5 separate regions of the Homo sapiens genome follow, and regions 1, 3, 4 and 5 are each linked to region 2. Evidence: chromatin contacts called from ENCODE Hi-C or POLR2A ChIA-PET data. All regions are on one chromosome and are shown on one strand. The core of a region is the stretch at or near the end of the contact, and the rest is flanking DNA. Distances in the headings are between cores, read along the strand shown.

Region 1 (2,700 bases), core at 29-2,528, 480 kb after region 2:
GTGTTCTATAATCCTCACACCTACCTTAAAAACCAAGTGCTTTTCACAGCATAACAAATATTGACTTCCTCCTACACACAACGGATATAGCCATGCAGAAAGGATTCCCGACCTAAATGTAGCTTACATTCTAATATAATCTGTTTTGTAAGTTACGAAGTTAAGACCTTATGATTTGCGGAAGGTTACACAGTAAAAAAGTGATAGGAGGGCTTCAATCCACAGTCTGATGCCAAAACCAAGGAAAACCTGCTACTCTTCCTGGTAGAGCCAGGTTGACCACGTTTTCCTCAACCCACAGCCTCAGTTCTGTTGTTGTACTATAATCAAACCCTCTACAGAAAAATCACATGCAAACATTCCCATGCTTCTCTAGAGTGAAAATCCCCAATACGGACCTATAATTGCTTTATCTCAAACATTTCTCCCATTAGCATCAGCACACAAAATGGTAGCAGATCCCTCACCTGTGTGAGCTGAGACCACACCCCCTGTGAAAGTCTGCACTTCCACGGTGCCGCCGTACTGAAGGGAATCACACCTGAAACATCCATCAAAGCGTATTATTTACTCCAGTTTTTTGAGACGTTTAAATATACCCAAATCAGTTAAAAGACTAGAAACAGAAAAACTACAGTAGTAGGAAAATCTCACATTTCAGGGAAATGCAAATCATGTTTTGTGAATTCCGGAGGGACATACGATCCTGCCTGGGGGCAGGAGCAGGAAAGGAGTGAAGAAAGAAAGTTCAAAAATTTTAAGTGTAAAGGCTCCAACCACAGAATGGAAGACAAAAAAAAAATACAGCAAAAAAAAGCTGTCACATCCAGAACCTCAGAAAGGTGCTACCTGCCTGCGGGCCTTTCCAGTGAGGGCTGAACGCAGAAGTGAGAGTGGAACTCCCGGGAAGAGTCAACAAACAGGCTGGTCACAGGAAAATCCGCCCAGGATTCAGGGCAGGGCGCTGTATATCCCATACCTGCGCCTTGAGACACTTCCCCAAATACAAGAACCACAGCAAAAGGAGACTCAGGAGCAGTCAAAAGCGAGAGGCCGCACTGCCAAGAACCACGCGCCGGAAACAGGCAGTGTGAACCCGCAGGAGGCCCGGAAATGCTTCCCCAGTGTTTAAGGAAATTCCTAAACCACAGTGCCGGCTTTGATTCACTCCCTACTCCGCCACACGTTCCCAAGACCCGAGCTCACCAGAAGCCAACAAGCCTTAACTCTTGACTTCAGGTTTCGTGACCATCTCCCTAGCCCTCCCGACGGACTGACCTCGCGTGACCCCTGACCTCTGCCCAAGTTGCCACTAGCCCTGAGATAGCCCCGCCCCCTCCAGACTCCCACCCCACCCAACGTGCGCGCCGGGCGGGGGAGGGGCCCGCGCGTGCGCGGCTGGAGGCGGAGCGAGCCGGCTGCGCGCACGGCCCAGGGGCTCCCGCCAGAACCCGAGCCCACGCACACAAGGGTCGCGGGGCTGGGAAGCTCGTCATCCAAGCCCGTCAGGGAGCCCCCCCATCACCCGACCGCGAAAGGCTGAGAGAAGGGAGGGTTCGTGCCACCAGGTCCTGGTCCCCCGGCTAGATGTGGTGGGCGCGCGCCCCGACTACTCGTCCCACGCCCCCCTTCCTCTTCCCGCGCGCCCCTGAGGGGTGACTGGGTTGGTGGGCGGGCAGGAGCGCACCTGGGTCCGTCCTCTCAGGGCTCGCTCGCTCGCTCGCTCGCTCAGGCACGCGTGCGCAGAAGGGCGGGAAGGGAGAGGAGACACGCCGGGGCCCAGCGCCGGCCGGCCTGACCCCCTCAGTCTGTCTCTATGGGCGCGCGCCGACAGCCTCGCGCACCGGCCCCGGGGCCCCGGCTGAGGGTGCGCGCGCAGCACCCCGGGAAGGTGGGGGGGAGGCGGTGGCGGAAAGATGCGCGCGCAGTCAGCCGTCATGGGAGGGGGAACTGTGGGGCGTTCGCCATCTTGTCTCCCTCTCCTTACCTGCGTCCTCGGGGGCGTGCGCACCACCCCCCCTCCCGCCTAGGAGGGGGGAGGGCCCCCTCTTGGCCACCGCCTTCGCGGCCTTTAAACTCCCCTGGAGACTGCGGCTACTGCCACCGCCTTGCCTCCACTGCCTCTTCGCGCAGCACACAGATGCGGACGGTGGGTGGGAAAAAGGGCAGACGCTACTCCCAGCGAACCGCCGCTGCCGCTCCCGAGGCCTCACCAAAATGGCCGCCGCCGTCTCGGCCGCCACCACCACCACTACCACCACCACTCGCTCGGAATCGCTATCGCCGGCGCGGCCCGTCTTCTCGCGAGAGACAGTAACTGGAGGGTGGGGGAACGGGGAGGCTCGCGTGCTAGCGTAGGGTGCAGCACGGTGCGCAAGGCAGCCTGGGAGGTGTAGTCTCCCAGAGGCTGCGCGCTCGCCCTTCCTCGGAGCGCCTTTACCGTTTGCCCCTAGATCTACCTGGGGCTGCATTGCGGCTGCCAGCTCGGACCACCGCCACCTCCCTTTTTATTTACAGATCACCCAGTAAGCTGCAGCAAGTTAGCAGTGGAACCTGGGCCTCCCGATTCCCATGGCAGCCCACTTCTGTAGCGCTGCTTCGTTTTACGCGAGGATGGTTTCCTGATAGCTTTCAAACACCTTTGCCATCTCTTCGCAAACTTTCTAGATTAAGAATCCCTTTGAGAATCTGATACCTTTA
Region 2 (2,700 bases), core at 4-2,503:
AAGCAACAAAAGCGCTTTTGAAAAGCCCCACTTAAGATACACGAACAAGATCAACTCATCCTCCCAGCACAGGAAACGCGGCGCTTCCCCCGCAGGAAAAGGGAAAGAGGACCAGGAGAGGGTGTGGCCTCGGGCGGCCGTTCTTCTCCGTCCCTATCTCAGAAAAAAGAAATTTAGACCAGGCGTGGTTGGCTTACGTCTGTAATCCCGACACTTCGGGAGGCCCAGGCGGGCGGATCACCTGAGGTCAGCAGTTCGAGACCAGCCTGACCAACATGGTGAAACCCCGCCCCTACTAAGAAACACAAAAATTAGCCGGGCTGTGGTGGCGGGCGCCTATAATCCCAACTACTCAGGAGGCTGAGGCAGAAGAATCACTTGAACCCAGGAGGTGGACGTTGCAGTGATCTGAGATCGCACCACTGCACTCCAGCCTGGGCGACAGAGGAAGACCGTGTCTCCAAAAAAAAAAAGAAAGAAATTTAGGCGGGAAAAACTCTCGGGCCGTCCCCAAGTCCGTTGGTCGAACCCTGACCACCGCCGCCAAACCGTTAAGCTAGAGGGCGGCCCCGATCCCGAGCCTCCGCCCCCAGCCGCGTGGCAACCCAGGCGGGAACGGAGCGATCCCGCCCATTCGCGAAGGACCACTGAGGGACAAGGCTCACACCGGACGCGCGCCGCCGAGTCTTCCGCGAAGGGTCTCGCGACAGAAAGCTGAACCAACACGAGGCGGGGAAGGGGTACCCGCGCCGCGAAGGGGGAGGGGCCCGCAGAGCGCGTGCGCGCCGCGAGTGCCCGGATGCAGCACTGCGACAAAGCGGGCTCGAGCGCGGGGCCGGGAGTTGGGGGAGGCGAGGCCACGGAGAATGGGCGTTTTCCACCCTCACCTGACGCTTCAAACCCCTAAGAAGCGTCCCTCCCAACGCCCACCCCAAGCAAACGGACTGCAAAGAAAAGACTTCCCGCCCCGCGCGCGAGGGCCAGAGGAGCGAAACAAAATGGCGACACCAGCCTCCTCCAGTTACTCTTCTCCGCGGCTTCCCGCCACAGGGGCGCCAAAAAATCCCACACGGGATCGCCGCCCCGGTCCCACTGAAAACGAAAAGCCCAGCTGGGAGGCCTCGGCCGGGTGCGCCGCCGCCGTCGCCTCGCGCCCTTACCTACCGTTTGAGGCCATGTCCGCGCACGCGCGCACAGGCAAGCAAGCAACGAAGTTCCAACACCGCTGAGTACCGACGCCTGGAGGACTGAGCAGCCCCGCCTCCTGCGTCGAAGCTTAAGTACGCTCCGCCGCCTACGCACCGCGCAGGCGCGCACCAAACGCGGAAGAGCAGGGGGAGGCAGGAACGCACTCCGCCCCCTTCGTAGGGCAGGTAGAGGGTCCGAGCAGGCAGAAGGGAAACAAGTTAACTAGAATCATGCGAATACTATACATAATCATATTTTTTGAGGAAGAACCCCTCTCTCCTCGGCAGGACTAGCCCACGATCTATCTCCACCCCCATGAAGGCACAGTGGTACGGCCTGAGTGCCCGCTGGGGGCGGGGCGAGGGGGCGGTCCCGGCGGCTGGGGACGAAACTGGAGTCACAGCCGGGAGTAGCGGGGTGGAACCGAGATTCCTGTGGCCGGGCCCCTTCGCTGGGCCCCGCTTTCACCCAGGATGGCGAGCTCCTGCCCTCCACCCTCTTGCCGCTGTATGGGGCGCCTCGTCCCCGCGGCTCCAGCCTCCCTCGTCGGCAGCACACTGGCCCTCCCTCTCCTGCGCCCTGAGGTTGACTTCGTCGTCTTTCAGGGTTGCCTTGCCTTTCGGCCTTTCTGGGGTTCGGGGATTATGACGTTTGACCTGAAAGACAGCAGGGATTTCGGCCGGGACCCCTGGGCCCCGGGCTCGTCCAGCACTGGGCTCTCACCCGGATCCTCATGGCTTTGCCCCTGGGGAGCCACGGGGCGGAACAGCCCAGGCCATCCTTGGGACCAGAGAGGGTTGACCTCAGATGTACGGTACCCAGCCTTTTCTCAGGGACCTCCTTTTTATTTTTCTGAAGCCCTACCAGGGCGATCCCAGAAATAAAACGTGTACAAGGCTTAAGTGGTTTCAAAATGCACAGATAATTTCCTTGTCATCAGTCTTACGAAGGAAGTAAAGATACCTCCGTTTTCTAGATAAGGAAAGTGAGACTCAGAGACCCAAGTAATTGTGCCTGATTACAGGGCAGCTAAGAGGAGTCGTGATTCGAATCCAGGTCTTGTAACTGCAAAACACTCCTCTTTTTGGTGGCATGAATGCTAGAGTGTTTGGTCGCCTTTTCACTTCCTGTGAGAGCAAAAGCAAAAAGAAACATTCAAATTAACTTGCAACTTGCACTTTCATCAGCCTTGCCTGGAGAAGGCAATTTGAAACTACTGAATAAAACAAGACAAAAGACGTTAATTCCTGATACATAGGCATGCAGGTTTTCCTTCCCAACTTAACCTTTCAGCGGGATTTCAGAAGGTCCTTTGAGGGTTGGACACGTCTTTCTAGAGAAACAATGAGGGCCATGCCCTGGGCCCGCCCACAAATTAAGCCCCACTAAGCCCTTGACTTCAGCCCTAAAGGCCCTGAATATGCCAATATCCACCCCACCGCCTTTGGAAGGAGAGTTCAACTCTCCAGTGAGAGCAAAAGAAAGGAAGTCCACCCTTATTCATGCATTAAG
Region 3 (2,848 bases), core at 242-2,741, 430 kb after region 2:
GAAGGTGTGCTTTTCTGGAATCCCATAGCACTTGATACAGACCTCTACCTATCTAGCCTGATGCCTTTTTAACGTTCACGTGCCAATTTCAGTCACTTCGGGTGGAGTACCTCCAGGGCATACGCATCTTTTCTGCCCTCCCCGTGTTGAGCTTTGTGTTGAAGGCATAAATGAATGAATCCGTGAAAAAATGGGGTTGACCCAAGGTAAGAGTCTAGTCACTAGGTGTTCTCCACTGATCACTGATTCTTCCCATTTAGAACTATTCAGTCAACCAGGCGCGGTGGCTCACGCCTGTAATCCCAGCACTTTGGGAGGCTGAGGCGGGCAGATCACGAGATCAGGAGTTCAAGACCAGCGTGGCCAATATGGTGAAACGCCCGCCTCTACTAAAAATATAAATTAGCCGGCGTGGTGGCGCGCGCCTGTAATCCCAGCTACTCGGGAGGCTGAGGCAGGAGAATCACTTGAACCCAGGAGGCAGAGGTTGTAGTGAGCCGAGATCGCGCCACTGCATTCCGGCCTGGGCGACAGAGCGAGACTCCGTCTCAAAAACAAACAAACAAACAAACAAAACCAACTATCCAGTCTTCTCCTGAGAAAACCTGAACTTGAAAGACACACACACACACACAGACACACACACCACCACCACCAGCACCACCAGCACCAGCACCACCACCACCGAAAGACACACACACACACACACACCACCACCAGCACCACCACCAGCACCACCACCAGCACCACCACCACCAGCACCACCACCAGCACCAGCACCACCACCACCAGCACCAGCACCACCAGCAGCAGCAGCAGCAGCAGCACCACCACCACCACCACCACCACCACCACCACCACCACCACCACCACCACCACCACCACCACCACCACCACCACCACCACCACCACCACCCGCGAACTCTCCAGCCTTCAAACGGAAGCGGGAATGCTGGGGCTCGACCTCTTTGGACCTCCGTTTCCCTGGCCGCGGCCTTACCTGCCGATGACGTCCTTAGGGTCGTACTTCTGGTAAAACTCTTTGGCGGCGGCCCAGTCGGGCAGCTCATCCTCCGGCCCCACGTCCAGCGTCATCCTGAAGGAGGCGGGGGCCTGCGCGGAGGAGGAGGGCAGTGAGGGCAGGGAGGCCCACAGGCTCTGAGACGACCCGCATGGCGGCTCCCGGGGGCGCAGCCCTTGCAGCTGGGGCGCCAGGGTCCTGGGGGGTGGGGGGGGGTGGGGGAAGGACCCGGACTGGGGAGACCCCGCAGAAGAGCCTGGGGGCGGGAGGATGGCAGGGCAGGGAGGGGAGTGGGGAGATGTGCCCAGGAGGCAGGGGGAAGGGGCGCAAGGGCAGGCGGCTGTTGCCGCGCAGGCGCATTCGGGCGGGCGCAGGAAGGGGACGGGGGTCTAGCGCAGGCTCACCTGAGGGGGCAGGCAGAGGAGCCAGGGTCGACGCGAGCTGCGCTGTCGCCGGGTTTGCCTGCAGTCGCTCACCTTAACCCCCGGCGGCGGGCGACAACCCAAGGCTCCGCCTCCATCCTGCCCGCCAATGGTCAGCGCCGCCCGAAGACTGAGGCTCAGAAGCCCTTCCAATTGGAAACCGGCCGCCCAATTGGGGCTGGGGCGTGAGTCGGCGCTCGGCTGGACCTAAGGCTGCAACGCGACGCCGGGGCGCGGCTTCAGACGCGGCCAATCACCGAGTGGCATCTGCGGGACAGCAGAGGGCGGAGCTTGTTGTCACGTGGGCTTGGAGGCCTGGAATGGGACCCGGAAGTTGGGTTTACTGGGAAACGTGATCTCTGGGTGGCGGGGAAGCAGGACCTTCCCGCGCCTCTAGTTCCCAGACTTGAGCAGGGTTCCCTCGGTCTCCTCCAAGCATCCCTAACTGAATTCAGCATTTTCTCTTTTTTCAGACAGGGTCTCGCTCTGTAGCCCACGCTGAGGCTGCAGTGTAGTGGCGCGATCATAGCTCACTGCAGCCTTGAACTTCGGGGCTCAAGCGATCCTCCCGCCTCAGCCTCCCAAAATGCTGGGATTACAGGCTTGAGCCACAACGCCCAGCAAGCTCTTTTCAATATTAGCAGCCTGGCCCAAAGCGCCTGTCCTGAGTACACTCCAGCCCTTAAAACATTTGGACACACGCAGCTTGGACTCCAGCTTGGCCTCTTAGTTCGGACTTAAAATGCCAGAGGAAGCCTTTTCTGTGTCCGCTTCAACTCCTCCTAAATACATCCAAAGCCCTAGCGTTTACTATCTGGGATTTACACACTTTCTCAATCTTCCACCCTCTCCCAAAAGCCTTGTATCACACTCTGTTCTAAACCCACCAGGTTGTTAGATTCTGCCAGGAGTGACTCAGTGCATAGCTCAAACCTGGCATTCACTAACAAATTTTTATGACCGTCTAAGACCTAGGAACTAGACTGAGAGCAATGAAACAACACACACACCCCTACCCTGTGGAGGTTATGTTCCAGCCAAAGAGGAAAAGAATTAACTTATCTCCCTACAGCTATCTTAGAAATGACACTTTGGGATTACAATTATGAGGGAAGAAAAATGAATTCAGGTAACTTTTTATAGAGTACTATGACTCTATACCATCAATCTAAAGGCAAAATTGCAAAAAATCTTGAACTTTACTTAGATTTGTTGTTTGGTAATATAACAGGATAATAATTCTGAAGCTGAGTAATCAATATATTGATGTGACTGGAAGCCAAGGTTCTTAACTGTGGGAATCTGGAATCTGGAATCTGGAATGGGGAAAGTGGAGAAAGAACCCTATGATTGACTGGAATTTTTAAAAAGATTTTTAAAAGATGTAAAGTAGATAACATTAACT
Region 4 (2,700 bases), core at 81-2,580, 340 kb after region 2:
ATAAATAAATAAATAAATAAATAAATTTTAAAATTAGCCAGGCATGGTGGTGCAAACCTGTGGTCCCAGCTACTGAGGAGGCTGAGGCTGAAGGATCTTTCTTTTTTTTTTTTTTTGAGATGGAGTCTCGCTCTGTTGCCCAGGCTGGAGTGCAGTGGCGTGATCTCAGCTCAGCTCACTACAACCTCTGCCTCCCGGGTTCAAGCAATTCTCCTGCCTCAGCCTCCGGAGTAGCTGGGACTACAGGCACCTGCCACCATGCACAGCTAATTTTTGTATTGTTAGTAGAGACGGGGTTTCACCACGTTGGCCAGGCTGGTCTCGATCTCCTGATCTTGTGATCCGCCTGTCTCGGCCTCCCAAAGTGCTGGGATTATAGGCATGAGCCACTGCGCCCAGCTGAAGGATCTCTTGAGCCCAGGAGTTTGAGGCTGCAGTGAGCTGTGATTGCACCACTGTACTCCAGCCTGGGCAACAGAGTGCTGTCTCAATAAAAAGAAAAAAAAAAAAAGAATGCAGAAATACAGAGGTGGCAGATATAAAGATCAGCTACTATCCCCGGGGCTGAGATACAGTATCCAATGAAGAATCTTCTCCCACAAGGGCTGAGATCCAGATGTCATTTGAAAGGCATGGCAGAGAAGCCACTGACATGCCTCACCAAATGAGACCTCCTAGAAATCTGCCCTCTGGGGTATCAGGTGAAGCTGCTATTCCACCAAGCACTGTTGGAACCAAGAACTGTAGGAAACTCACTCTGCAGGAGCCCATTGCTGGAAAGAGCTTTGCCAGTGCAAGGATCAAGCACTGTAGAGAGTCAGGCTATTAGAGGAGTCAAGCACGAGAGCATGCAGACTCAGCGAGAGCCCAGTGCCTGAGGAAGCTCTACCCATACAGGAACCAAGTGGCAGAGAAAGCCATGCTTTCTACCTGTTAGATAAAGTGCGCTTGGTGAGAGCACAGTGCTGGAGAAAGCTAGACTGCTACAGAAGCCAAGTACTGGAGAAGCGTGCTCTGCCAGAGTTCAGTGCTAGAGAAAGCCAATAAAGGTCAGGACCAGTGGTGGGTGTGCAAAAACTATCCAAGTGCCAGGAGCCACTCACAGCAAAGGCGGCATGTGGTATGGGATTTGTGGTGTCCATATTGGGGGAGGGAACGTGGTAAAGTGTTGCAAACTGGGGTCTTTGAGCCTCCCAAGGACTTTTCACTCTGGACATGCATCTAGGGCAGAGAACCACTGGGATCTGCCCCTGAAAAACTGCAGCAAGAGCAAGAAAAATGAAACCTCAACAGGACCAGAACCAGGAAGAGCTTCCCCTTCTTCTTGCAATGTCCCACCAGCGCCCTCTACTGACAAAGCATAACATCATGTTCTTTGCAAGGAGAAATGTATTAGAAGTCCAGCCCGTTATCTTAGAGCAGGTACTGGAGGGTGACATTTAGAGCTGAGACAACTGATTGAAAACTGACATAGTGCCAGAATCCCCACATAGGCTCTCTGACTCATAGACTGAAGGTCAATATGACAGGAAGGCCTAAGTGAAAGCCCCTGGAACTTCCCCTCCCTACAGAGAAAAGAAGCCAGTAGAAATACCACATTCCTGAGGGAAGCACAGAGATTAATGCCACCATCAAAAAATTAAAAGAAGCAAGGGTGATGACACCTATCACATGCTCATTTAACCCACCAGTGTGGCCTGTGCAGAAGTCAGATGGATCTCGGAGAATGACTGTGGACTATCATAAACTTTATCAGATGGTGACTCCAATTGTAGCTGCTGTTCCCAGATACAGTATCTTTCTTGGAGCAAATTAGTATTTGTAAGGCTGCTAGTTTGTTTGTTTTTTCCCTTTTTTTTTTTTTTTTTTTTTTTTTTGAGACGGAGTCTCACTCTGTCACCAGGCTGGAGTGCATTGGTGCCATCTGGGCTCACTGCAACCCCTGCCCCCTGGGTTCAAGCAGTTCTCCTGCCTCAGCCTCCCGAGTAGCTGGGACTACAGGTGCGCACCACCACGCCCAGCTAATTTTGGTATTTTTAGTAGAGACGGAGTTTCACCATGTTGGCCAGGATGGTCTTGATCTCTTGACCTTGTGATCCGCCTGCCTCGGCCTCCCAAAGTGCTGGGATTATAGGCATGAGCCACCACGCCCGGACTTTTTTTTTTTTTTTTTTTTTTTTTTTTGAGGCAGAGTCTCGCTTTGTCGCCAAAGCTGGAGTGCAATGGTGCGATCTCAGCTCACTGCAACCTCTGCCTCCCGGGTTTAAGAGATTCTCCTGCCAAGCAGCATCCCAAGTAGCTGGGATTACAGGCATGTGCCACAATGCCTGGCTATTCTTTGTATTTTTAGTAGAGATGAGGTTTCACCATATTGGCCAGGCTGGTCTCCAACTCCTGACCTCAAGTGATCCACCCACCTCAGCCTCCCAAAATCCTGGAATTACAGGCATGACCCACAGTGCCCGGTCTATGCTGCTAGTTTTGAGCAGGGACTGGAGCGAGAGAAGGCTCTGCAGCAAGTCCAGGCTGCATTACATCACATGCTGGTCTACTGTGTGGTGCTTGAGATCCAGCAGATCCGGTAACGCTCAGTGTCCATGGCAAACATGGCAAACACCAATAGAAGAATCCACTCCTTCACACCAACTTTTTTTTTTTGTTTTTTGAGTCAGGGTCTCACTCTGTCACCGAGACTGGAGT
Region 5 (2,700 bases), core at 77-2,576, 280 kb after region 2:
GAGGTTGCAGTGAGCCAAGGCCACTGCACTCCAGCCTGGCAACAGAGAAAGACTCCATCCCAAAAGAGAAAGAGAGAGAGAGAGAGAGACGGAGTCTTGCTCTTTCGCCCAGGATGGGGTGCAGTGGTGCAATCTTGGCTCACTGCAGCCTCGACCTCCTGGGCTCAAGCGATCCTCCCGCCTGGGTCTCCTGTGTAGCTGGGACTACAGGCATGCGCCACCATGCCCGGTTAATTTTTGTATTTTTTTGTAGAGACAGGGTTTCGCCATGTTGCCCAGGCTAAAAATGCATAGAATCTTATGGGACCTCCATTGTCTGTGCGGTCCACCTGTTGACCAAATGTTGTTATGCAGTGCATGACTGTACTGCCTCCTCAGTGAAGCCTCCAGAATCACTTCTCCTTTATAAACGAACTCCTTCCTTTGACTTAAGGCCATTTGCATGAGTTCCAGGGTAGCTCTTTTAACGGCTTTTCTGTGTGTATCTGCCTTAGCCTGAGAGCCCTTTGAAGACAGGGCTTACATATTTCTACCTCAGTGACTGCTAGTGGACTTCAACATCATCGAAGTACAGAACTTCATATCAAAATGTGCCTTGAAGGCCCATTTTACAGATAGGGAGACTGACTTCCATTTCCATTTCTCTCCCTGATGCCCCATCCATGCAAGGCGCTGGCCTGGCTAGTCAGCGAATCAAGGTCCGCAAGAGCCAGTGTCTGGCGCCCCGGGAGGGACTCCATTTCCCGAAACGCACAGCGCGCGCCCGATGCGTGCTGGGGAATGTAGTCCTGACCCGGTGCCCCGCCCCCGCCCCACCCCCGAAGTTTCCCAGCACCAGTCGCGATCCTCAGCAGCCCAGACTTTCGTCTCCTGTTGTCACTCACTACTTCCTGTGACTCCAAGACTGCCTTCCCTTACTCTACCCCTTCCTTCAGCCCCCCAGCTCTGATTCTTTCCCGAGACTCAGTGGACGCAGGGGTCCTGCCCCAGCCCCGACCCCAGTCCTCCCCCTGGGTGTACTCGAACCGGTGATCTAAGCCCTGAGCCCAGGTCCCTGAAACCTCAGCCCCAGGCCTCCTCTAAACCCTAGCGCCTGCTGTTTCTCACAACTCACCCGCTCACTCGTTACCTGACACCGGAGCCCTGCCCTTCCCCGCCAAGGCCGCTCCCCTCCCGGACCCGGGGGTGGCGGAAACCCAGACCCCCAGCTCCCAATCCCTCTGACTCCTGCGCCCCTCAGCGACCCGGCGTCCGGTCCCTCAGCCCCTTACCCAGACTTCCCTCCCTCCGGCTCATGCTGGCCCCTGGCTGATCCCGGCTCCCTTCACGCCCCCCTTTCGAGGGGGGAGAAAGGGGAAAGGGCTGGGGGCGTGGCCCGGGCGCAGCCAATCAGAGCCCAGACCCCAAACATTTCATCCTACCCCCCCTTTTGAGACAGGATTCCTTGGCCCTGAGCTCAGCTCCTCGTCCGTGGGGCCTAGTGGGGGAAGGGGCCCGAGGGGGAAGGCAAGTTGTCTGCCGGGTGGACAGGACCTCGGGGCTGGGGGTGTCAGGGCCTGGGAGGCAGCCCAATGTTCTGCCGCGGGCTCAGGCTTGGACCTGAGGCAGCGGCTGCTTTGGGTGTAAAGCTGAGGAGACAGGAGAGGGAACTGCCGGACTGGCAGGACAGGAATGCGCAGGCCCTCTCTCTAGTCTGGGGCGCGGCTTGCGAGGGAGGCTACGATGGGGGCCGTCAGGCTTGGGGCATGTTTGTCCAGACATACATCTCCTGGCCTATCTTAGATGGCTTCCAATCTCATTGTCACACCCACCAGGAGGGAGACAGATACACTGCTCTCCTCTTCTTAGCAGGCCTAGTAACAATCACACCCCGCCCCCCACCCCCAGGAGAACAAGCTACAGAGACCTGGACAGGAAGTCACACCCATACGTCAACCCCATTAACCTGGTGTAGACGGAAAGGAAGGCACATAGGGATGATCCATACTTGGTTTCTGGCCCCCGCGAGGGGCTCGCGGTCTGTCGAGGAAGCCCATAGACAACAGAAGCTAATGGGGTTTGTGAATGAAGACGAGGAGGCCCGTGTGTGTGTGCGCTTGCGTGTGTCTGCGTGTGTGCGTGCATGCGGACGTGTGTGCGTGTGAGCATGCGTGTGTGCGAGTGGATTTGTGTGCGTGTGAGTGTGCAGGTGTGCGCGTGTGTGCATGTGCGCGTGCATGTGTGTGCGTGTGTTCGTGTGAGTGGGTGTGTGTATTGCCGTGAGCAATTGCTGGAATAAAAGAAGAAAGAGTTTAACTGGAGAGGGCACAGCAGATAGAATTGAGCCAGACAATTGGTAGGGCCCACAATCACATGTGTATTAACTGTAAATATTTATTGGGCATTTACCATGTGCTGGGCACTGTTCTAAGAGCCATATGCACATTAACTAACTCCTGTGTTATAGATGCGGAATAGAGAGAAGTGACTTGTCCAGGGTAACACAGTTAGGTGTGGCACAACTGGGATTTTACCTAAGCAGCTTGGCTCAAAAAAATGCTGTCTTAACCATGCTCCTAACCCCTTATACCCTTAACCTCTGGACATGGTCACGCCCAAATTCACAGACACAACAGCCACACCTTGAAACACACACACACACACAACAGCAGCACAAATTTTGACATGGTCTTATCTGCTGACAAGCCAGCCTCAAATAAA

The links. Hi-C counts contacts between places; a loop is a spot of excess contacts on that map. ChIA-PET counts read pairs that join two places held with the same protein, here RNA polymerase II (POLR2A). Pooled maps may share reads with other maps.
Region 1: a loop to region 2 is called in a map of naive thymus-derived CD4-positive, alpha-beta T cell, with 12 times the contacts of the local background. The contact joins the promoter of SRCAP here to the promoter of FUS in region 2. A Hi-C loop is called at or near these places in 1 of 168 maps with a recorded cell type or tissue (naive thymus-derived CD4-positive, alpha-beta T cell), 2 of 37 single-sample maps with no recorded cell type and 12 of 50 pooled maps. POLR2A ChIA-PET finds 5 or more read pairs at or near these places in 2 of 52 experiments (AG04450 and activated CD8-positive, alpha-beta T cell).
Region 3: a map of gastrocnemius medialis shows a loop between it and region 2 (6-fold over the local background). The contact joins the promoter of PHKG2 here to the promoter of FUS in region 2. A Hi-C loop is called at or near these places in 1 of 168 maps with a recorded cell type or tissue (gastrocnemius medialis) and 6 of 50 pooled maps. POLR2A ChIA-PET finds 5 or more read pairs at or near these places in 4 of 52 experiments (GM10248, activated B cell, activated CD4-positive, alpha-beta T cell and 1 more).
Region 4: a pooled map shows a loop between it and region 2 (3-fold over the local background). The contact joins the enhancer-like site here to the promoter of FUS in region 2. A Hi-C loop is called at or near these places in 2 of 50 pooled maps. POLR2A ChIA-PET finds 5 or more read pairs at or near these places in 3 of 52 experiments (K562, RWPE1 and activated T-cell).
Region 5: a map with no recorded cell type shows a loop between it and region 2 (8-fold over the local background). The contact joins the promoter of CTF1 here to the promoter of FUS in region 2. A Hi-C loop is called at or near these places in 1 of 37 single-sample maps with no recorded cell type and 7 of 50 pooled maps. POLR2A ChIA-PET finds 5 or more read pairs at or near these places in 9 of 52 experiments (B cell, CD4-positive, alpha-beta T cell, HepG2 and 5 more).

Annotation. Positions count from the first base shown.
Region 1 is chr16:30,697,749-30,700,448 of GRCh38, reverse strand. It overlaps SRCAP (Snf2 related CREBBP activator protein), which reads right to left and starts at 1,278. Exons shown (of 34, transcript NM_006662.3): 1 at 1,207-1,278; 2 at 468-541. LOC730183 (a long non-coding RNA gene) reads left to right here and starts at 1,389. Exons shown (of 2, transcript NR_144637.2): 1 at 1,389-1,568; 2 at 2,518-2,700. RefSeq lists silencers at 1,258-1,487, 1,628-2,037 and enhancers at 1,207-1,501, 2,158-2,347, 2,378-2,467.
Region 2 is chr16:31,178,692-31,181,391 of GRCh38, reverse strand. It overlaps FUS (FUS RNA binding protein), which reads right to left and starts at 1,253. Exons shown (of 15, transcript NM_004960.4): 1 at 1,165-1,253. The coding sequence starts at 1,177. RefSeq lists enhancers at 1-27, 128-187, 218-307, 1-493, 494-1,255 and 3 more and silencers at 538-587, 708-857, 1,498-1,567.
Region 3 is chr16:30,747,068-30,749,915 of GRCh38, reverse strand. It overlaps PHKG2 (phosphorylase kinase catalytic subunit gamma 2), which reads right to left and starts at 1,491. Exons shown (of 10, transcript NM_000294.3): 1 at 1,426-1,491; 2 at 1,001-1,113. The coding sequence starts at 1,095. RefSeq lists silencers at 1,265-1,404, 1,445-1,744.
Region 4 is chr16:30,843,526-30,846,225 of GRCh38, reverse strand. It overlaps a transcript of BCL7C not described here. Among named protein-coding and RNA genes, the nearest start is that of MIR4519, 30 kb to the left of the region's middle. RefSeq lists enhancers at 1,376-1,475, 1,516-1,605. Within about 2 kb of position 1,330, at least 9 of the 41 ENCODE cell types and tissues checked have a DNase peak (open chromatin) inside an H3K27ac peak, as active enhancers do.
Region 5 is chr16:30,895,240-30,897,939 of GRCh38, reverse strand. It overlaps CTF1 (cardiotrophin 1), which reads right to left and starts at 1,326. Exons shown (of 3, transcript NM_001330.5): 1 at 1,272-1,326. The coding sequence starts at 1,296. RefSeq lists enhancers at 740-789, 1,653-2,156, 2,157-2,662.